Regions from separate parts of the Homo sapiens genome. Here regions 2 and 3 are each linked to region 1. A link is a loop called in an ENCODE intact Hi-C map of the cell type or tissue named here. Cell type or tissue: mammary epithelial cell. All regions are shown on one strand.

Region 1 (8,000 bases):
AGAAACTCCTAAGCTGTTTGCTTGAAAAGATAGGTATGTGTGTGTTGGGGGGTGGGATTTACATTTAACATAAATCTCAGCTGGGCGCAGTGGCTCACGTCTGTAATCCCAGCACTTCGGGAGGCCGAGGCAGGCAGATCACCTGAGGTCAGGAGTTCGAGAGCAGACTGACCAACATGGTGAAACACTGTCTCTACTAAAAATAAAAAATTTGCCGGGTGTGGTGGTGTGAGCCTGTAGTCCCAGCTACTCGGGAGGCTGAGGCAGAAGAATCGCTTGAACCCAGGAGGCAGAGGTTGCAGTGAGCCGAGGTCGTGCTACTGTACTCCAGCCTGGGTGACAGAGTAAGACTCAGTCTCAAAAAAAAAAAAAAAAATATATATATATATATATATATATAAAAATCTCATCCTCTATGTACTCTTTCCTTACTAAGATATTGCCTACCAATTCTTTTGTGATCATAGATTCATCACTAAGTTCCAAGTCTGGGTTGCAATGAGGAGAAAACAGAGCTGGAATTAACAGAAACAAAAACTGAAGGACAAAGAGCAGCTGACATTTGGGCTTTTTAAGTAATAATTATTAGGTTGGTGCAAAAGCAATCGTAGTTTTTGCCATTAAAAGTAATGGCAAAAAGCACAATTACTTTTGCACCAACCTAACATTATTATACCTCAGTGTGGAAAATATGAGGAATATTTAGGAAAAACATTAGGAATACCTAATAGTATTATTCCTCAGTATGAAAAATAAATCTGACACATATAAACATGAAATAAGATGTAACAACTAACAAATGATTATTCTTCTCAATACAAGTATAATTGACACCATAATTCACAGATCTACTAATCCTTTTCTGCCTTTGTACCTGGCAACATTCACTTCTTGAGCTAATGTAAATGCCAGTCTTATAAATACGACTTACCTCTCCCCTGAGAGAAATAAATGACATAGTAAGTGTTAGATTAGAAAGGAAGAGGTGGAGAGGGTTAGGTTTGAAGAGGGACTGGCCATCTGAGAATTAAATGAGATGATGCTGGCAAAGCGCTTCTACTGATATCCTACATGTACTAAACACTTAGCAAACGTGACCAGTTATTCATAGGAATAATCGTAGGAACACATTAATTCCTTCTGCCTGCTTCTGTCTCTAGGGAAAGGTTTTGCCCTGATCCATGACAGAGACTATTACCTAAAAGATACAAGTGGGACAGGGCTAGGGAAGAGATTATCCCTCTGCCCCAGAAGAATCTACTGAGAAGTTAATGTGGGATCCACCTCTCTTACTACTAATGGTTTTCCTCTTCACTTTTAAGTCTAGCTGAAAACAACCTCCAGCATTCTCGGCAATTAGGATGAAGTCTCTGGGTTTCAAATGCATCTCTGATAGATGCCTCTAACTGCATCAACGTGGCAGATGCATTTCTCTCAGCATTTAATGCTAATCCTCCTTGTTGTCTAAGGATAAATAACTGCACAATCGTGTCAGGAGGCCCCAACATAAATTCACCAGGGGTTTTAATTACTCTCCAGTGACAATATCTCATACAAAATCAGAGAAGTGAAAATCCAGTCAGTGTGTGTACATGTGTGTTTATGTCCCAGGCTATCCCCAGAACAGTCTGGGGATCATCATTTCTGTTCCAATAGAGGAATAAGACCAGGAACCCATGTCCAGTTCAGATGTGTGAGACAGCACTGCACCCTGTCGAATGGGTCCGAAGAACAAATGATTTCCCAATGACACTGCCTGCAGCATCCCTCCTTCCCTTGGGGGCACATAAATGAGTAGCTACAAACTCAAGCTGTGGAGTCAAACAAACCTGGGTTCACATCTCAGCCTGCTACATGCTCACTTTTTCATGCCAGGCAACCTCTGTAATCCTCAAATTTCTCACGGGTAAATGGGGATCATACCTATATATGCAGCATAAAGTTGTGAGGATTAAGCAAGATAATCTATGCAAAACAAGTGACACAATATGTAGTGTACGGTAAATCCCCAATGAATATTAGCAACACCAAAAGAAATGCAGAGGGAGTTCCTGTCCCTTTGTTGCAGAGGACATGTTGCTATGAGGGTCCAGGTGTTCTTCCTCCCACCCAGGCCTCTAGTTGGGTGAATTGGAAGAAGAGCATCTTATCTCCCACCTGGGCCTAAGAGTAAAGATGGTGAATAAACTATATATATACACACACACACACACACAGAAACATATATCCACACATACATATATACACACATACATATATACATATATGTATACACACATGCATATATACGTATACACACACATATATAAACACAACTGCTGTAGATCTCACAAATGAAAATGCTAATGTCTGCAAGTTCATTCTATACATAACTTTTATAAATCCAGAAAGCCATACAAACTAGTTTCAGAGGATTATCTCTTTCAAAGAAACAGTCCAACAACCAAAAGTAATTAATAATAGATACAATTCTTTATTTAAGGTCTCATACTTCATCAAATAATCTACTGGCATACTTTTTAATGTCCCTTTGCTTTCTCCTCTTGAAATCCATTATACTATCCAACTGCAATGGAACTTCTCTCCTCCCTACCCCATCCACTCACCTCCAGTCCATCCCTTTAGTGTATATAGATCAGCTTAGCCTCTCCTCCAGAAAGCAGGGCTCCCTTCTACTTAGAAGAGGGGCAGGAGAGGAAAACTGAGTGATCTAAAACATAACTGTCCTTGGTGATCATGAAGAAGGGGGCAGCAGTGCAGTCATCTAAGTGACTTTTGCCTCTGTCAAACTAAATTTGGCCTGAATTACATAAGGACAGTTGAGTCCTCATGTAATTAATTGCAGTCTAACTTAGCACATAAACTAACTGAAAGCCTAACTTAGGAGTATAGTTTTGTAACAAATAGCTGAGTCTCAGTCAATCACAGGCAGCCAGCTGATCAGACCATATTCAAATAAGGCAAATGCCAAGCTGTAATCAATCAAGTTTCTGTACCTGACTTTTGTCCTGTCCATAAATGCTGCCGCCCATGTAATGGAGCAGAGCTCTCTGAACCGCTTCTGGTTCTGAGAGCTGAGTGATTCCTGAATCATTCTTTGCTCAGTTAAACTCTGTGAAATTTAATTTGTCTAAACTTATTCTTTTAATACCTCTGCACATACAAAATACAAGAATACATTCCTGTACCTTTTTTCTCCCTCATTCTTAATTCATGACTTTATTTTCAAATACAAAGATGCAAAGATAGAAAACCTTACTACCCCAAAGTAGGAAGTATGTTTCCTATCTCTCCTTTGCCTTTTCTTCAAAAACGCAAAAAGTCATTAAGATGTTAATGCTGAGATAAGTCATTGGAAGAAGGATGGAAAAGAAACTACAAGAAATGATAGACATGGTGCTGCCAAGCAGCTACTCTGTTTTTATAAAATACTTCAGACATAAATGGCATTTGTATTCTGTGACGAAAACCCCTCTTCCCCTCCCCTACACAAAAGGAAAGGCAAAGAAATGCAAAGGAAGTGGTAATTGCCAGGTGTCTAGATATGGGACCACTGCCCTCTAGTGTACTTGAAATTTTTCTAAATCCCTTTATCAGAGATCTTTACCTGAAAGATAGTAGGAAACAGAATAAAACATGAACCTCTGTTGAACTATCCAATAGAATCATTTTAAAAAATACTGTCAATTATTAGGAGAGTGATATGACGGCTTCCTACCACCTCACTATCTGTTGGTGCCAACACTTTCTTCAGGTCCTACACATGGACCTGAACAAGGTTTCAGTCCAACAGATTGCCAAAGGGCAGAAGAAATATTAAAAGTATTTCACAACTAGTGTGGCATACGCACTAGCTAACCAGAACAGATGCCCGGAAGATGCCAGCTGGCAGCAATTCTGCCTCTTCCCTTTGCAGGGCCAGCATTAACCCCTTAGATGCTGAACTGTGGAGAGGTTCTGGGTTCCTGGCAGAGGGACTAGGTAGCCAAGAGAGTAGGGGGTCTGGGACAAAAGCATGTCAATATTTCAACGATCTGTACTGTGGTGTTCTGGCTGAACATTCACTCTGCTAAGAGGATTAGAAGACATCAGAAAAATAAGCCAGTACCGCTGAGCAGAGCAGAAGAGTGACTCAGCGTCCACTAGCAAAGATCTGAAGTAGCTCTTCCTCCCAGCAGCTGTTCCTTCTCTTGCCAATAACCAGGGACATCCTCTAGACCAGGACAGGGGTATAGTAGTGTTAGTAGCGGATGTCAGGAAATCTACCCTACAGTCTTGGTTCTACTACTTTTGTGTGTCCTTAGGTGGATATTTTGATCTGGGCCTCCATATCCCTGTTTTTAAAATAAAAAGGTTAGACTGAAGTTTTTCAAGGATCCTTCTCTCTGTAGGTAGAAATTATTATTTTTTTCATGATCTGCTTTTTTGTTTGTTTTGTTTTGTTTTGTTTTGTTTTGTTTTGTTTTTGAGATGGAGTTTCACTCTATTGCCCAGGCTGGAGTACAGTGGTGCCATCTTGGCTCACTGCAACCTCTGCCTCCTGGGTTCAAGCGATTCTCCTTGCCTCAGCTTCCCGAGTAGCTTCGAGTACAGGCACCCGCCACCACAACCCGGCTAATTTTTGTATTATTAGTAGAGACGGGGTTTCACCATGTTAACCAGGCCGGTCTTGAACTCCTGACCTCAGGTGATCCGCCCACCTCGGCCTCCCAAAGTGTGGGATTACAGGTGTGAGCCACTGCCTCTGACTATGATCTGGTATTTCCAAGTGAATTCTACATACAAGATCATTCAGCATAATTTTTAATGACAATACCACCTTGAGAACTCCTGATGACAACAACGTCATCTTGAGACAGCTCTTAGACTATAAAAAAGTGATCAGTAAATATTTCGAAATCTCCTTGAAAGATCTCATTTCTTTAGAATTTTTTTAGTTTCTATTTCCAAATACTACCCCAAATGTAGCCACTTGTAAGTAACTTTCTTTTTTGATGTTTCCTTTATTTTTTGAGACAATGTCTTGCTATGTTGCCCAGGCTAGGGTGCAGGCATGATCATAGCGCACTGCAGCCTCCAACTTCTGGCCTTAAGCAATCCTCCCACCTCAGCCGCCCAAGCAGTTGGAACTAGAGGTGTGTGCCACCATCCCTGGCTATAAATAAGTATTTTCCTAAGATTTACTTAATTCTTTGAGTTAACTGGCAAGATAATAAAGGTGATTTAAAGAAGGATAGAAGAGGCCAGGGACAGTGACTTACGCCTATAATCCCAGCACTTTGGGAGTCTGAGGTGGGAAGACTGCTTGAGCCCAAGAGGTCAAGACTGCAGTAAGCCAGTGCATTCCAGCATGGGTGACAGAATGAGAACCTGTCTCCAAAAAAAAAAAAAAAAAAAGGAATAGAAGAAACTAGTACATATAAATCCAGTAGAAAAAAATAATGCTGGCATAGGACTGCAAAGTTAGTTACAAAATGGTTGCCGTTTTACTAGGGCCAATAAAATATAACATTTGGGGTTACCTTCCATGCTGGGCAAAAGTAGTTTGTATCTCTACCAAACAAAAGTCATCAGTAACTTACCGATCTTCTGCAAATTAACATCCAAATTTTACAGATTCTAGACTTCAATTAATAGCAAATAGCCAAACAAAGCTACACCTCCTGAAATATCAGCTGATTCTTAGAGGATCTAATACGACTTTGAAAGAGCACCCAGTAATCTTTTTGCTTTATTTCAAAATTTCTGAAAACTCTTCTTAAGAATTTTCAAATCCCTTGACCCTGAAACATCAAGGTAGCAGATCTCAATAAGAGGGAGAATAATAAGGACTGTGGGAACTGAAAAGTGTAAAAACAAACAAAAAAACTCCTCGGTATTTTATGGTTGATATGAAAAAAGGGGGAAACAAACCAAAAACTAATGTGAAACACAAGAAGCTGATCAAGTGTTTAAACCAAAAAGAAGACCTCTGTCTCTCTCACCACTACTACACCAACTCTTATTCACACACCTTTTAAAGATGTTTCTGTATTGGATGAAACGTGTGGATGTGCAGTATTCTCCAAAGTAACCAATAATGTTGTATCAAGTTTCAGTTAATAACGACTATATTAATAATTTTGATCATATAGCAAATGAGCATGATAATACACAGTTTTAATTCGATTTTCAATTCACAGGTGTTAAACCAGCCTAAAGTAAAAAGGCTGCTTGGAGTTTTTGACTGTTGGATACACAGAGGAGCAAAACTTGCTATGTCAGTTTTTTAATTCGCATGATTTTATTTGCACAACTCATGACTTTTTTTCTCCTTTAAAAATGTAAATTACTTTTGCAAAAAAGCATTAAACACAAAATTAAGTCTTAAAATGGGCAAAGTTGAAGCCAAGTCATCCAAAGGAAAAGACAGCCTTGAGCAGCAGGGTGCAGAATACAGACATTACCATCTTCATCTGCATAGAAATGAGTCTGACTGTGTTTACAGCTTCATCATTTGAAATGTTACAGAAAAACTCATGAAACAGTGCACTTCCCCACAGATAGCTGGTATGTTAGATAACTAAATGCACAAAAACAAAATGTCTTTGCTTCATATATATTTATATATATATGTATATATGTATATATGTACATATATGTATATATGTATATATGTATATATGTACATATATGTATATATGTATTCACATATACATGTATTTATATATCTATATAAATACATTATAAATTTATATATCTATTTGAGGGAAGACAAGGAGACAAATGATTACTTTTACTTTTCATCAACTTTCTGTTATGCACATGGCTTCTTTTATAGTATAATTAATTTTAGTGTACATCAATTAATACTTTTATTAATAAAAATAAAGCTAATAATACTTTAAAAACCAAGTAGTATAGCTGACAGAATCTATCTAGACATTGCTATTTCATTCAGAAATTTATCTCTGCTGTATATAGAAAGTGAAACTTCTGTTATGTTTTATGTTTTAGAATATTTATATATATTATATATATATTATATACACTTTTTGGGGGGATAGGGTCTAGTTCTGTTGCCCAGGCTGGAATGCAGTGGCGTGATCTTGGCTCACTGTAACTTTCACCTCCCGAGCTCAAGTGATCCTCCCACTTCAGCCTCCCAAGTAGCTGGGACCACAGATATGTGCCACCACGCCCAGCTAATATTTGTATTTTTTGTAGAGACATGGTTTCACCATGTTGCCCAGGATGGTCAGACTCCCGGGTTCACGCGATCTGCCCACCTTGGCCTCCCAAAGTGCTGGGATTACAGGCATAAGCCACCATGCCCGGCTGTATTACATATATATTTACAATACACATTTTTAAAAAATCAGTCTCAATCACTTGGAAGTGACAATTCAAGGTTCTGATTTCTGATTTTTTTTTTTTTTTTTTGAGATGCAGTCTCGCTCTGTCGCCCAGGCTGGAGTGCAGTGGCGTGATCTCAGCTCACTGCAACCTCCGCCTCCCGGGTTCAAGTAATTCTCTGGTCTCATCCTCCTGAGTAGCTGGGATTACAGGCACGCACCACCACACCCGGCTAATTTTTGTATTTTTAGTAGAGATGTGGTTTTACCATGTTGGCCAGGCTGGTCTTGAACTCCTGACCTTAGGTGATCTGCCTGTCTCGGCCTCCCAAAGTGCTGGCATTACAGGCGTGAGCCACCGTGCCCAGCCAATGTTCTGAATTTTAAAAAAATCAACCCTATATTCTAGGCCATTCCTTAGCCCTTTTCTCAAAATTCCAATATTTTATTTGTCCTATCCCAATTCCCTGAAAATCTAAAGGGTGACAAGCATGCTCTATGCTGAAGAATTTTTTGTTCTTTGACTCTGAACAATGCCCAGAAGAGGGTGCTCATAGAACAATCAGCCTTGCTTTAACCGCAAAGCTAGCACACATCCTCTAGATCAAAGTTTGGTAACCCCAAATTTGGCAAGTACCATAATGATTGTAGTGTGTTAAGACTGCA
Region 2 (8,000 bases), 290 kb before region 1:
CTTGCCAGTACGCTGGGCAGAGCGAAGCAAGCCTCGGAAGTGGTGCTTGTTGGTGTACCTGGGTAGCCTGGCAGTGCGGCTTCGTGAGCCATCAGTAAGGAGGTTATATTCTCCCTAAAATAAAAAGGCCAGCAGCGGTACTCTGTGATTAGAGTCCAATTGAGGAGCTGCAGGAGTCATCGGGCGAGAGCCCAGTCTCAATGAGGCTGTGAGTGGCTTCACAGCTGGCCAGGAAACCTTTCAGAGGAGCTGTAATCAGACCAAACCACAGGGAGTCACAGCCATGCAGCCACAAGGCCTAGAATTTCTTAGTAATTGCTGATTATATGGAATTAGTCACTAAGAGAATTGTCTGCATATGTGATGTCTCTCATCCTCACCTTCCATTTACTTTTAACCCGTCAGGCTCTGTCTCCACTGACGTGGATCACTGAGCTCACCAGTGAGCTCCAAGTTGTTGCATCCAGCGGTCTGGTCCCTTCTGTCCTTTTCTTACCTGCCCGCATCACCTGCAGGGCTGACAGCCTCTTTGCTCATGGCTTGCACAAGGCCTCCAGAGCCTGATTTCGTTCTGCTTCATTGGCTGCTCCCTTTCTATACTCCATGACAAAATACTGGGTGTTGTTTAGGACTTGGGCCTGGCCTGTATTTTATCTTATCCTTTTCTCTAATGGACTCCCTCCATTCCCTTTTCCTAAAAACTTCCACACTCTTAATCTTCTGGCCTTTCCTTGGATCTCTGGACTTGTCTGTTTGCGGCCTCTTAACTGGCATCTGCGATTTCACATGTCCAGAGGATTACTTCCCAGATGACCTCCAACAGCCACTCTCTCTCCTGTGTTGGCTAATGGCACCACCTTTCAGCCAGTCACTCATTGGGCTCAGATCTCTCTGCCTTCTTGCAAAGGCAGTTTAAGTTACTTGGAGTAAGCCTTAACTCCTCCTCCCCTCATCCTTGACATCTGTTCAACAGCAAACTCTATCTGCCAAGTCTCATCCTGCCATTGTCACCACACCCAGGTCCAAGTGGTCATCACTTCTCACCCGGACAACCACAACAGCCTGCTAACTGGTTTCTCTGTCTCCTCCCCTGCATCCCTCTGCCCTGGTTTTCACACAGCAGCCCAGGTAACATTTCACATGACAGATCTGATCATGTTACTGTCCTTCACTGCCTTTCACCTACACGTGGAATAAACCCTGTGGTCTTGCCTGGACCTCTAAGGCCCTGCTTGACCTGAGTGCTACTTGCTGGGCCTTTGGGCTGCTGGAATCACCCTTGCCCTGATGGAATCCTGTAGGTCCTCAACACAGCCCTGCACAGCCAGGGCCTCTTCCGGATATGATTCTGCCTCTCTCCTCCTCATCTCAGCTTCAGTGTCACCTCCCAGAGAGGCCTAGACTGACCACCCATCTAAACTCATGTCCCAGAGCTAAGACATCACCACGCCTTACCATTTCCTTCATATTATTCATTGCAAACTAAAGTTACTTTATTGGAAAAAAAATCTCCACAGTGACTGTATCACATCATCCCGTTTCCTTCATGGTAATCACCACAATGTTTACTTATTTTTTAGAAAATCCAGGCAGCAGATAACAGCTGTCTCTAAGTCCTTTATAAGGATAACATCATTTCATTCCCACATAACCTTGGAAGTCAGTACTATCATGATTCTCATTTTTAAGGATGAGGAACTTTTTTTTTTTTTTTTTTTTTTTTTTTTTTTTTTTTTTTTTGAGATGGAGTCTCACTCTTTCGCCCGGTCTGAAGTGCAGTGGTGCGATCTTGGGCTCAACACAACCTCCAACCCCTAGGGTTCAAGTGATTCTCCTGCCTCAGCCTCCTGAGTAGCTGGGATTATAGGCACCTGTCACCATGCCCAGCTCATTTTTGTATTTTTAGTAGGGACAGGGTTTCACCATGTTGGCCAGGCCAGTCTTGAATTCCTAATTTCAGGTGATCCACCTGCCTTGGCCTCCGAAAGTACTAGGATTACAGGCGTGAGCCACCGCGCCTGGCCTATAGATGAGGAACTTAAGATTAGTCCCTGCAGAACTGGGACTCCCACCTGGGATTCTGTCTGCAGAGCCTGTGCCCTTACGCATCTCACTGGGTAGTAGCCTGTGATTCACAAAGGGAATACAGTAGAGTGCAAGATAAACAAGACCTCTGCTTAACAGTGCAGCCCTGCAGAACTAAGGCTCAAGTGTCCCCAGATAATGAGGTTCTGCAGGTATGTCGGTGGCTGTGTTTTGCCAGGAGTAGCAGCACAAGGACAACAGCAGTCTAACTTTTTTTTGCCCAGACTTTGCTATGAACATGTTTCTTGTCCAGGAAATCCATCTGGAGTTTTCACAGGCCTTGCCAGTGGCTGCTGGGTGTTCCAGTGCCCTCTACCACTCTGCCTTTATGAGGTCCCAGGCAAGGCCTTCTTCTCTTTGAGCTTTGGGGATGCTGGAGGGATGGCAAAAAAGTAAAATAAATCTCAATTACTCAAGCAACAACCCCTCCATCCCTTGAGTGAGCCTCAGTCTTCACCCTCTGTGCTTCTAGGCACTTGGCTCTGGGGCTCAGCAGTTTATTTGCGTGCTAATGAAGCCACAGGCACACTTTGTATTCCATTAATGTCCTGCAGACCCATGTGCTTTTATGGAATTCTAAGCACAACTTCCATTGCTTGATTGCTTTTATACATCAACCAAATATGAAGAATCAGCAAGTTTAAATAAAACAGCACCTTTTACAATAATGGTCCTCCTCATGAACCAGTGAAGATTCTGCTGCTTATTTGTTCAGTGGGGGCTCCCTTTTAAAAAGCACCCCACCCACTTCCCTTTTCATTTTATCCCACTCTTTGTGTGGCTCAAAAACAGTATTCATCCACAGCTGCTGAAATAGGGGTCAACTAGGGTCATCCTTTTTCCATTCAGGGACAAATGTTGGTTCCTACAAGTCTGGAAGTTTTCTACAGTTGGGTGGATGGTGTATGAACTTGGACATGGATTTGAACTCTGAGGAGTCTCGCTGGCTTTTTCGAAGGCACTGGTAACAGTCAAGGGCTCTGTGGGCCACTGATGGGTAAAGAGTAGTCAGGGCCGGGCACAGTGGCTCATGCCCGTAATCCCAGCACTTTGTGAGGTTGAGGCGGGCGGATCAGTTGAGCCTAGGAATTTGAGATCAGCCTGGGCAACATGGTGAAATCCTGTCTCTACTAAAAATACAAAAATTAGCCAGGCGTGGTGGTGTGCACCTGTAGTCCAAGCTACTTGGGAGGCTTAGGTGGGAGGACTGCTTGAGCCTGGGGAGGTTGAGTCTGCACAGAGCTGTGATTGTGCCACTATACTCCGGCCTGGATGACAGAGTGAGACCCTGTCTCAAAAAAGTACCAGAGAAGACTCAGAGAATAGCGGGAAGATACATGATGGAGGTGACTGAAGGAAGCTTCAAGATGGTAAGCATTCTGATTGGAAAGGATGAGGGAGAATCAGGGATAAAGCAAAGGGTGTGCTCTTGGAAAGATGAATTGTCCAGAGGGGCTGGACTACAGATCAAGCATGGGGAAACATTTGAAATATGGGCTAGGAAGTTAAGTTAGGGACCTACGGACAATCTTGAGTGCCAAGGCACTGAAGGTGCTTATGCAGAGCACCCTAATCCGAAGTGTGTTTTAAGGTATTCTGGCGGCAGAATCAAACTACAGAATGACCCATTAGGACACTACTCTCTGGGTTCTGAGGGTCAGTGCGATGGAAAGGAATGGAAGGGATTTTAAGGAATTATGACCTGCTGACGAGAGGTAGGGAGGGGAGACTTACAAGTTATAATCCTGGATCATTAGGAGAAGGGGATTTTTAACATAAATAGGAATTCATCAAAGGGCAGGAAGAAACAGAATTGTATTGGATGTGCTGTTTTGAGGCTTTAGCATATTTGGGTGGAGATGTCCAGTGGGCATGAGGTTGAGATAATTTAGGGACCATTTAGAAGGAACAGCTGAAGACATGAGAGTTGGAGTCATGTACTTGGCTGAGTAAACCACAATCCCTGGCCCTAAAAGGACTCTCTTTCTGTGTGGGGACTGAGGGTTAAGGAGGGGAGTTGGGGGTAGAACCAGGCATATTAAGAAATGAGCAATGAAATGTTCCATGGGAGAAGGAAATTCATGGCGCTAGGAACCAAAAAAGAAGTGGGAGAGGGTGTCATTTCTGCTGGGAGGTGGAGGATGGGAACATCCGGATCCATTTTACAGATAGCTGTAAGTCACCTGATGTGAATGTTTGGGGAATGGCATTGGGTGGGGCCAGGACAAAAGCAGATGCAAGACTGAAGCCCCAGAGGCGCAGAAGAGGAAGAGCAGTCTCACGGCAGGTGTGATCGATCACACTGACCAGACAAGGCCCTCCTGCCACTGGATATATCCTTACAGGGCTCTGGCACACAACCCTGTCTTCCAGCAGTGGCAGCTTGCCTACTTCTTATTCAGCAGAGAGGGGAAAGGAAGCCCTCTTCTGGTGGATGAGTCAGGGGCATCCTGTCCCTGGACAGAACGGCCACTGTGATTTGTCGATTGCCTTAACGTGGCATTTTACAGAACCATCTGGCAAACACGCAGACACAGATGGCATATTCCAGTTCCCTGGAGGGCTGGGCACAGCCCCTGGATGGTCGGTGACTAAATGACCGCAGCCTCCTGGAGGGCAGGGCGCTGACTCCTGCAGGTAGTATGTGAGGCTCGCCCCACCCTGCTCCTGGGTAGAGTGAAAGGCGAGTGCCTGTGAGGCAGCACCATGCTCTGCTCCTCACCATGGCTCAGGTGATGTATCATGGTGAGGAGCAGCGCACCTACTTCCTGCCTCCCAGCACTGAGGAAGCACAGATCCTTACTTTAAAAAGATATTTTTTACTTATTTATTTTTTAAAGACGAGATCTCGCTATGTTGCCCAGGCTGGATTTGAACTGGCCTCCAGGGATGCTCCTGCCTTGGCCTCCCCAGTAGCTGGAACTCCAGGTGTATGCAACAGCACCTGGCTCACTCAGATCCTTACCTTTTTATCAGCATGACTTAGGCTGACATATGCCATTGCTTCACAGCTCTGTGTGTTTAAGGAAGTCCGCCTCCCGCCATGGCACCTCATTTGCCTTTCGCACTGACAGACTAAGACATGGCTGTTTACTGGAGGCATAGAGGTTTCTCACTGCCCAGACCAGCCACACAGCAGGTAGTCTTCAGATAAACGAGTGGGCTCAGCTCACTCATCGGCAAGCAAGCCCAATGCTGCCAGCACATGTGGGGCACAAGGGGTCCCCATAGAGAATGTAGAAACATGCAGACTTCCCCACTGCCTCACTGTGTGACCTTGAGAGATCACTCAGCCTTGCCGTCCCACTCCGCGCCCCCCCCCCCAACCCACCCCAGGATCACATGGAGAGCAGCACCTGCTCCCGGCTGCCTCCCAAGAATATGACGGAGATGAACTAGTCTGCTCCTCTCAGCTGTGCTTGGGTCCCGAGGGCGGGCTGCACAAACACCATGTGAGTACAAAAAAGGAGTCATTTCTGAAAATTCCCTTATTTAGCTGCCTTTTTATAGATCACTTACTTGGTGGAAAGATCAGTCAAATTTTACTAGGACCAAGGGTGAGAGACAGATCTGAGATGGAGAAGGTTTTTACAGCACACAGGCTGGATGGACAAGAGAGAAAACAAAATACCCTGTTAAGAAAACATCTCGTGTGCCAGACTGGAAACCTGGTCATCCAGATGGGGTTTTATGGCAATACCACAGCCAACAAACTGCAATAAATGTTCACCGAAGTAGGGGGAACGAAATCAGACCAGATGGGAGTTATACATACAGTAAAGGCGGGGTGGCATGTAGCCTTGGTTTTGTTCCAAACAGAAGAAAGTTAGGAGAAGATACACTGAGAGAGCCAGGGCTGAGTGACAAGGGCTGGCCAGGTAAGGGGAGGTTGGGTTGGGGACAGTGTCATGACCCAGAACCAGTGACTGAAATGTCACAGGGCACCTTCCCTGGGATGGCTGGTTCTCCTTAAGGACAGCCCATGGCTTAGCCTCTTCCTCTTCCCTTAGCGACACCTGATCTTTTCAGTCTGGATGCCTGCGCCTACAGTTTTGGTGTCTGGCACCATCCTTTTTTCAAGGGAGAAATACTGCTGAAAATGCTGGTAAGATTCCCCCAGCTGACCTCAACCATAAGCTCGGCTGTGATTTAATACCTTCAAAAAAGGTGTTCGTTTCCATTTGATTTTTTAAAATAAAAACCTCAGGAATCATTTCATCAAGGTATATAATACAAACCCAAACTGCAGCCCTGAGGTGTGTATATTGTATCCCCTCATGAAGTGATGACCCCAGTTTCTAAGCTATATTTACAGTATCATTATGTTATTTTCCTTTTTCCTTTACCTCTGTAAGTTTGTTCTTGGCTCCATCCACCTGGGTCTTGATTAGAAATCCATGCTAACCAACTTAAGGCTGGTTATTGGAAATCCATTGTGACTGACAGAACAAATGAAGTCTCTTTATGTTTAGTCAGCACAATCTGCATCTTCCTTGTGCCAGCAAAGGCCTCTGAGGTTTGGGGAATTTGAAAAACTTAAGGGCTTAGCTTACAGATACAATATCCAAATGGCTCCCACTGGAAATAGCGAGTGGGATTTCCATCCCGTGTTTCTGGCACAGTTAAGTCATTAGGATTTGTTGAGGGCATTTTTCTGCGCAGCTTTTCTCTTCCCGCCCCAAGCAGAGCAACTGCCATTTAACTGCACGGCCAGAGGCTCTGGCAAAGTACAAACAGAGCTATTACAACTTGGAAGGAAAGACAAAAAGTGACAATAAATCAGGAAGGTAGTGAAGTTCCCCACAAGGCAACCTTCCATCCACCATCAGCTTGGAGGCCATCCTATAAACAGGCCCGCTGGATCAAGTGAGCTGACTGAAAATACACTGTACCCTTCCCCTCCAACCCTAAATCCCCAGAAATGGCAGGAAAGACATTTTTTAAAACCCCTGAGCATCTTAGAAAGGAGTGCTCTTTGTATATCAGAAATCATGCTCAATCATAAAAAATGAAAGGCAGATGTTTTCTTCTTCCTGAAGAGAAAACCACAATGCAAAATGAATGCAGAAAAATATTCTGCAAAAGGAAGAAGGGGATTCAGAGGTGCTCCAACCAGAGGTGTTGGCTACCAGAACAGGAGGGGACCAAATGCTTGGGTCAGATACGCAGACTAGAGGGCTGTTATTAGCCAGGAGACACAGAAAGCCCAGGAGACAGCTTCTGATATGACCCAGCTGACAGCACTTTGAAGGACCTGGCTACATTTTCTGGGTGGCAGACTGTAATAAGTAGAAGCAGGACTCTCAAATGGGATGGCCGGGTGCAGTGGCTCATGCCTGTAATCAGAGCACACTGTGAGGCCAAGGCGGTTGGATCACATGAGGTCAGGAGTTCAAGACCAGCCTGGCCAACATGGTGAAATCCCATCTCTACTAAAAATACAAAAAATTAGCCAGGTGTGGTGGCGTGTGCCTGTAGTGCCAGCTAACTTGGGAGGCTGAGGCAGGAGAATTGTTTGAACCTGGGAGACCGAGATTGCAGTGAGCCGAGATCGCACCACTGCACTCCAGCCTGGGCGACAGAGCGAGACTCTGTCTCAAAAAACAAAAACAAAACCTCTCGAACAGGTGACCTAGGAATTTAAAATACAAGAATGAACACACAAACAAGAACCGCTGAATATTTAAAGAAAGCAAACACCAAGAAAGAGTCACAAAACTCAACTATGAAAAGAATTACATGTGAAGAAACAGAATTAATACAGCAGACAAAAAAGATGAAGGAATTTAAGGGCCGGGCAGGGCACTGCATGCCTGTAATCCCAACATTTTGGGAGGCCAAGATGGGAAGATCACTTGAGCCCAGGAGTTTGAGACCAGCCTGGGCAACGTAGGGAGACCCTGTCTCAAAAAAAA
Region 3 (8,000 bases), 210 kb before region 1:
CTGCTCAAGTATTTGAGTATCTCCTACGTGCAGGAACTGCTATGCTGGTAAATTAGGCAGGTGAAGTCCCTGCCCGCGTGGAGCCTGCACTCTGGCATGACAGCCAGATAAAGCTTGATAACACACAAGGAAATGAGCACAAACACAATCCATCCTCAGGGAGTGCTCCATGTTATGAAAGAAAATGAAGCAGGGAAAGGGAAGCAAGTGGCTGCCTGAGAGTGAGGGATGAGGCATGACTCTAGAGGGGAGGGCGGGGGGCCTTGGTGGAGACAGCTGCCGAGGAAGGAGGGCTCCAGGCGGAAGGAACAGCCAGCACAGAGCCCCGGGCAGGAGAAGCAGCTCAGGCTGGAGGAACAGCAAGCCAGGAGGCCAGAGTGGCTGCAGCTGGAAGAAAAACAGGACAAATGGCCAAGGAGGCGGCCAGAAGCAGGGACCGCCCTGTTGGCTGCGTGCTGAGGAAGCTAGAAGTCACTCTAGGCTTGAAGGATTTGAGGGTGGGAGCACAATGACCTGACAGCAGATTCTGTCTTTCATCCCCAGTACCTAGCACAGCCCCAAGTGAGTTTGCTGACTAAATGAAAAAAAAAAAGCTTCTATGTGTGGGCAGAGAACATGTGTCAACACTGGGCAGGGAAGGTCACTCCCCTCCAGGAACTCAGTCTTCTCAGGAAAGAGGCTACCACCAGTTATAATTAACCCATGTATTTTTAAATGAGGGACGGAATGAAAAGAATGGTTTGGGAAAATGAGGATGCCCCATGGCGCAGATAGGTGGACACTGCCTTCTGTGTGAGGACCAGTGCAACAGACGCCACCTCAAGTCAGGAGGTCCAAGAAGCCCCACAGGAAAGACATCCATGTAAATGTGTTTATCCTTGCACTTCCCAAACTTATTTAATTATGGAACTTTGTTGGAGTACAGGTCATTTATTAATTCCATAAAATACAATTTGAGAGAAGTGAATGGCGGGATCAGTATAGGGCTCACATTCTACAATGATAAGCAATTTCTAGGCTGTTTAAATCTGTCTGGCTAAGGCAGAAGACAGAGTCCTGAAGCTTGGGGCTGCCAGGGTTAGAGATTTATGATGCCCTTATGAACTTAGCATGTTGGTATGAACTTAGCATGCTGGTATGAACTTGGCATATGCATGGTCTGGTTGCAGGGAGTTGTGTGTATTGTAACATAAAGCCCGGGGACTGGGTTCAGTTTAGTTGGGGGAAGTGTCTTCACTCCTCAACATAATTCTGCCTGGCTTAAGCTGTACCAACATACAGCTCTCAATGGCTTTGATGTATTTTATTTGGCCTTAGATGCAATCCAGACTACTGATCGCTCCTTCCTTATTAGAGCCTCCTCTGCCCCACTGGCTTCCAGAATACCACTCTCCTCATTTTATTCCTTCATCTTTGGCTGGCTGACTGGTGGATTGGTTTATTACCTCATTCATTCATTCCCACTACTATCTTTAAACACATGTTATGTGCCAGGCCCTGTGATAATCTCTGAAGATATACTAGGAGATGAAACAAACATGCTTCCGCCTAGTGGAATTTAGTGGGAGAATCAGTCAAGCAAATAAATACTATTACATAATTTAAAATGTCAACGTGATAGTAAGATACAAATGGGGCAATGACAGAGTCAACAGTTATCATCTGCAAACACCCTGATGTCTCCCAGCTGCTTTTCTTCAGCCCAGGTCTCTCCTCTTGGTGTTTTATCTGAATGCCTACTGCCTTCTGAAGCACCTCCGCTCAAATACTTCAAGACACTATAAACCCATGGGCAAACAAAACACGATCTCCACCTATCATATAGTTCCTGCCCCAAGCAAAACAAAACTCAAAGCAAAACCACCTGGTCCTACTTCCTATGTGCCCTATTGGCGAATGGCCCTGTTATCCATCTGTTGTACAAACAAACTCTTATGGGGCATACACACCCCCCACCTTCAATCGGTTTCCAATCCTTCAGCAAATCTTGCCAATTTTACATCTTTATTAAATCTCAGCTGCCACCACCCTAATCTGAGCAACAATTTTGCCCATCTAGAGTTCTGCAATAGTTTCCAAGCTAGCCTCCCCAACTCATTCTTCATCTATGGATTCTTTCTCCACACTACAGTGATTGATTCAAAATGCAAATCTGATTATCTCATTCTCTTCCCCCACTATTAAAAAATCTTTCAGTAGCTTCTTGTGGATCTTTGGGTAAAGGCCAAACATGGTCTCTGTCATGGCCTGTAAGACTCTGCATGGCCTAGTTCCTGCCTACCTCTCCAGTCCCCCTCTCACACCTCTGTGTCCTCCATCCATGAGGATCTTCAGTCACCTCCTTAAATGCATTCCTCTCCCTCACTGGATGCTATTCTCTTCCTTGACCTGCTTAATTCCTACTGATCCTCCAGCTCTGAGGTCAAACGCCTTCCTAGAGGAAGCCTTCTTGTAACCCTAGACTGAATCAAATTTCTTTGGATACACTCTCATAGTACTGTGTTCCATAATGTTGTAGCACTTATAGGATTTTAATTAAACCCAAATATGTAATATTTGATTAAAATCCCTCTCCCCAACAAAATTTTAACTTCCAAGAAAAACTCATTATAAAACTCAAGAAAACTGACTATATGCAACTCTTCTTTCTCCTGGTTCTTCTTCCATCTCTCCCATACATGTAAACATGTCTGTCCTAAGATATGCTGCTCCTCCCTCTTTTGACTCCACACCCTTCAACCACAGGGATCACCTTAGCTCAGATAACTTCAAAGCCTCTTCCCTCAACCTCGATCTCTTTCCAAATATCCAGGTAGGCAAGACCAGTAGTTTTGTAACATTTTGACTGCAACCCAGTTAGAACATTCATTTGGCAACTTACTGCCTACAAGGATGCAAGAAACAAATTTCATGAAACAATACTGTCACTTGCTTTCCTATTAGCCTTCATTTAAAAATACTTTTTCATGTAATTTCAAGACCCAACAGTAGGTCACACCCTGCAGTTTAAAATACATCATACCAGATATTTACACATGGATATTTCTCTACAACCTCAAACATAATATGACTATTTCCCAACTCACTTCTCAACACAACTTCCTAAGGAATATATGATCATTCTCTTAGTCACTTAGGAACAACACATTGGAGTCATTTTGGATTCCTCCTTCTTGCCCAATCCAAGTAGTTGTTAAAACCTATTGGGATTCTTCCACTGCAATGTGTTGGCCCCCATCCCATCCCTTCCCTTCCCACCATCATAGTTCAGATATTACTGTAATTTGGAATACTGCAATAGCCTTTTAAACTGGTTCCCTACTTCCAGAATTTTCAAATAGAAGTGACTTATGTTTGAATCACAATTGTATCAGAGCAGAAAGCTTCAGTTCCATTTTGACCAACAAAGTAATGTGTAAGGGACTGAAATACATGTGACTTCATCCACTCAGCAAACCCCTTGAAAAATTAAATTTTAATTCAGGCTGCCTCACATTTCTAAAATTTCTATTACAATCCAGAAACCAAACTCTGGCTTGGTGGCAAGGGCAGGCAGACTCACCCATGTCAGCAGTAACCATGGTAGACTGGTTTTCGGGGATAGAGACAGAGGTCTGGTCTTGGTCCATGCTTCGAGAGTCCTCGTTGACCTCGTGTTGGCTCTGGCTGAGTTCTGATCGCAGTTCTGAGTACTCATCTTCCTCCCTGAGAAAAAAGGAGAATTGGCAACCACTAACAGAGGATATAAGACAACCCCCTAGAGAATATGTCTTTTAAGGACAAGAAAAAGACATTGAGAGAGAAAACAGATTTCTCCCCCAGGCCACAGGGACCAGGATTTCTCCCAGGCGAAATAGATAGTCACATCTATGCTCAGTGAGTGAAGCTGAAAGGTTGCCTCTGTGTCCACAAAACATACCCATGTACCAAACGAGATTCATCTATCAGCCTGCAGAAACTCTTCCCCTTTAAAGATTCCTGAAGAAACTAGATTTCTTCGCCTCCTCAAATTCCGAGGAGAATAAGAACTAAGGCTACTAGCACTGAGGCTGCTGTGAACCAAATAACTAAGAGTCTAGCGCACAGCAACAGCATGCCCTACAATCTGGAGGGGCCCACAGGGGCTTCCTTCTTGAAGGAGGCTGGAGGTTGGAGATGGGGTTAGAGCTATTGGGAAACCAGCACCTCATCTGTGCAGATCAAACTAGACTTTTTTGAAAGGTATATGGATCAGCATGTATAAGAAAGACTAGGCTAACTTCCCAAAGAAAGTAGGTAGAACTAGGGGGTAGGAAGAGAGGATGCAATGAGGAGAAAACAGAACACTGAATGAGAGAACACCATTCAATGGTCTATTTCCTTTAATTTACACTTGCTAACAGGAAGACAACATTTAAACCCCACTGTGTTTTATTTGTATACACACATCTACCTCTTCTCAGCCCTTCAGAGGTCCCTCAACCTCTGGTCTCTTCACTGTACTATTAGCAAGCTGAGAAACTTAGAATTGCAGTGTGTATTTCAGAGCACGTGTACTGTCCCCTTCCCACACCACCACCATCACCACACATACACTGGACACAGGTATGGAGACAGCAAAATGAACCGTCTTTGAAGGATCTATTTTGCAAGTGAACCAGTAGGGGGAACTGTCAGGGGATTTAACTGGGAGTGGAATGCCCACTTGGGTCTGCTCAGCTTCAAGGGCAGGTTGTCTGTGAAGAAAGCTAGGAATCAGAGAAATCTCAGCCTGGCATTCATTTTAAGTTGTCAACAACCAGAGGAGAAGAAAGTCTACAGTGTTGGATTCTGGGTGGACCAAAATGATGAGTGGCGATCATTAGGGTTTAGGGAGGCAAGCGGGAGACACATCTATAAATCAGAGAAATGTGAAGAACAGAAATCTTGGTTCTCTTAAGATATCAAATTTCTCCCAGGAAAGGGATTCAGCTGAGCCCGTGCTTTATAAGGTATTGTTAATAAAACCTACCCAGAAAACTGGGAAAGCTTTATGTAGATATAAAGCCCCATGACATGGAAAATATGAATTAGAGAGTGGTGAAGACAAAAAATACAGGCTAATGTTCTATGAATAAGTTAATTATTAGACATCTGCAAAAGTCAACAATAATTAGGTTTAGGAAAGAAAATGATTAAAAAGCACTCTTAAGTGCCTTTTTGGTCTACAGGATGATTGTGCACTGATAGATACATTAGCTCTCCTTTCAGTCAGCACTTAAAATTCTGATTTTAGTTAAGGGAGATTTTGTGTATGATGAATAAATTACCTTTGTTGCATGGCCAACGTAATCAGCTTTGGCTCAGCCGAGACTTTTTTGCAGCCAAGAAAGCAAGTGATAAATGCTGCTGCTGTTTCTTTGGTATAAATGGCATTTGTAAAATCTTTAATAGCCACCTTAAACCTGGCTTGGCAGATTCGAAAACATATATTTCCTGCCAAATCTCCTGCTTTGTACAAAATTACTTCTAGAGATTACTAGGATGAACTTTATAAAGCAGTGAATTGGGAAAGTATGGGAAAGGGAAGCTGTTATTGCAGAAACATTCCCTACTGAGGTCAGAGCACAGTCTGAAGGAGAACCATACCACATTAAGCAGTAGGTTTTCTGTGTCACAAAATGCAAACTAAAAATTCCCATTCAATGTATTTGAGCACCAAAACAAAGATAGGAACACAAAGACTGCACAGATTCTGTCTTCAAGGAGACAAAGATGTTCACAAGAAGGATGCTGTGGGTGAACACTGGTGGAATATCTGGGGCTGCCAGTGGGGAGTGACCAAAGAAGACCTCCTGGGTGGAGCAGCGCTCAAGATCAGTTAGGACCTAATTTCAGTTACGTCACAAGTGTGGAATAGCACAGGCAAAGGCTCAGAGGAGCTGGGAACGTGCAGAACTTGGAGGGGAGCAAGTGGTTCACTATGACTGAAACCAAAATATGGCACAGGATGGAAACATGAGGCTGGAGAGGCACTCATACTACTTGTTGACTAGGCAGTGTGAGCAAAAGGAAAATATATTGCACCGGAGGATGCAAATAATCAGGGTTAGATGGAAGAAATAAAAATACAATGTGGAAAGTCTAGGAATTCAGAGGAAGGAGTAAATGTTGCCAAGATCTTGTGTGGAAACAGATAAAATGAGAAGAAGAGAAATGCATTCCAGCTATGGTAATCATTATAAGTATTCTAGAACAAAAACGACACATGGCAACAAAGTAAATAGTCATCAGAGGTGGAAAGCTACCTTGCGAGAACAGGGAAGATTTTGTGCCACAAAGAGTGAGGTATAAAAATGTTAAACTGAGCTTAAATATTAGAAAGTTCATGCACCCTGTTGTGTCTCCCACTGACTTTGGTAAAAAAATCATGGAGCTGCATATCCTTATCTCTCATTGGCATCATTCCTGAAAGGGGGCTGGAACCTGGGACCGGGAAATGACAAAAGCAATTCTCAGAGGGTCCTCTGTAAACTAACTCGATTTATGATTGCAGTATGCGTGGCAGACTGCATCAGGAGTATTGTTCCATCAAGAGCTATGGAGTAAGTAAAAAACACCAAGAGTCCCTGGCAGTTTTATAAAGACAAGATTTTGAGTTGTGCTTCTGCAGTGGCTCTGCACAGCCTAGAGGATGCCTGGTGAGGCTAATGACACAGCACAACAGCATCTCAAGATGACTTCTGTTTGTTGTATATACAGGCATTCTTCTCAAGCAATAACTTATTTCTTTGGGGAAAAAATGCCTCCCAAAAAAACACCAACTGCTATTGCTGGTGATGAAGAAGAGGAAAATGTAAAAACATGGAAAAAAAGTGTCCATTTAAAACCAGAAAAATAGCACCTCTGATAAACTGATAAATGTTGAAAGTGACACTCTGTAGTGGTAGGTTTATAATAATGGAATGACAAAGTTCTCAGGTGTTTCTCCTTGGAACATAAAGGGTCAACTCACAGGATTCCAAATGCATATTCTTTCATTCATGTAGAAGCATCTGCGAAGTGCTTCCAAGTTGCTTTAAGAGATGCAACCATTAATGTTTGCTCCTAGCTTAAACAACAACATAACAAATGTTCCTCAGGAGACAGGCATTAGATTGTACACTTGCCTATGTAATGACCAGCAGTGGCAGAAAAATCACAGGCTGGCAGACTGGAAGGGATTTTAAAGACTGTTTTAGCCAGGACCACTACCTTTATTTTACAAACAAGATAAATGGGGCTTCGAGAGGCAACTTACCTAAGATTATGCAACCACTAGCACAGCCTAATTCCTAAATTTCATACCAATGAGACAATATGTACTTGACCTTTGAACAACATGTATTTGAGCTGCATGAATCCATTTATATGCAAATTTTCTTTCCATAAATATATTTGACAATTTTCTGGAAATTTGTGACAACTTGAAAAAAACTCAGATGAATCGTATAGCCTAGAAATACAAAAACAAACTTTTTTTAAGGTATGTCATAAATGCATGAAATATATACATTAGGTTGATGCAAAAGTAATTGCAGTTTTGCTTTTGAAAGTAATGGAAAAAACCGCAACTGCTTTCACACAACCTAATAGATACTAGTCTATGTGTTAATTGACTGCTTATGTTATCCGTAAGGCTTCAAGTCAACAGTAGACTATTAGTAGTTAAGTTTTTGGTGAGTCATGAGCTATGTGTGGATTTTTAACTGCACAGTGTAGGGGTTGGTGCCACTATCCCTCATATTGTTGGGGTTTTTTAAACTCTTATTTTAGGTTCATGAGTACATGTGAGGGTTTGTTACGCAGGTAAACTCGTGTCTTGGGGGGTTTGTTGTACAGATTATTTCATCACCCAGCCCAATACCCAATGGTTATATTTTCTGTTCCTCTCCCTCCTCCCACCATCCACCCGCAAGTAGGCCCCAATGTCTGTTGTTCCCCTCTTTGTGTCCATTTGTTATCATTTAGCTCCCACACACAGTATTCAGTTTTCTACTCCT

The links. Peaks named below come from ENCODE experiments on the same cell type or tissue, not always from the same donor. Only the 100,000 strongest peaks of a DNase experiment are listed, where the experiment ranks them.
Region 2: it touches region 1 in a loop (3.0-fold over the local background); 16 of 110 quality-filtered maps call a loop at or near these places.
Region 3: it touches region 1 in a loop (9-fold over the local background); 5 of 110 quality-filtered maps call a loop at or near these places.

Annotation. Positions count from the first base shown.
Region 1 is chr5:113,327,187-113,335,186 of GRCh38, forward strand. All of the region lies in intron 3 of MCC (MCC regulator of Wnt signaling pathway), which reads right to left. All of the region lies in intron 2 of LOC124901045 (a long non-coding RNA gene), which reads left to right. Among named protein-coding and RNA genes, the nearest start is that of TSSK1B, 100 kb to the right of the region's middle. In mammary epithelial cell, CTCF peaks have their summits at 3,565 (motif pointing left) and 7,885 (motif pointing right); no DNase peak of the experiment used is centred here; H3K27ac peaks cover 348 bases.
Region 2 is chr5:113,034,314-113,042,313 of GRCh38, forward strand. The region is part of intron 17 of MCC (MCC regulator of Wnt signaling pathway); the gene reads right to left. Among named protein-coding and RNA genes, the nearest start is that of DCP2, 62 kb to the left of the region's middle. RefSeq lists an enhancer at 1-518. In mammary epithelial cell, a CTCF peak has its summit at 4,508 (motif pointing left); DNase peaks (open chromatin) are centred at 308 and 4,658; H3K27ac peaks cover 1,505 bases.
Region 3 is chr5:113,119,122-113,127,121 of GRCh38, forward strand. MCC (MCC regulator of Wnt signaling pathway) reads right to left here. Exons shown (of 19, transcript NM_001085377.2): 6 at 3,563-3,705. Among named protein-coding and RNA genes, the nearest start is that of DCP2, 150 kb to the left of the region's middle. RefSeq lists an enhancer at 1-383. In mammary epithelial cell, CTCF peaks have their summits at 3,005 and 4,633 (motif pointing right); a DNase peak (open chromatin) is centred at 3,130; H3K27ac peaks cover 1,377 bases.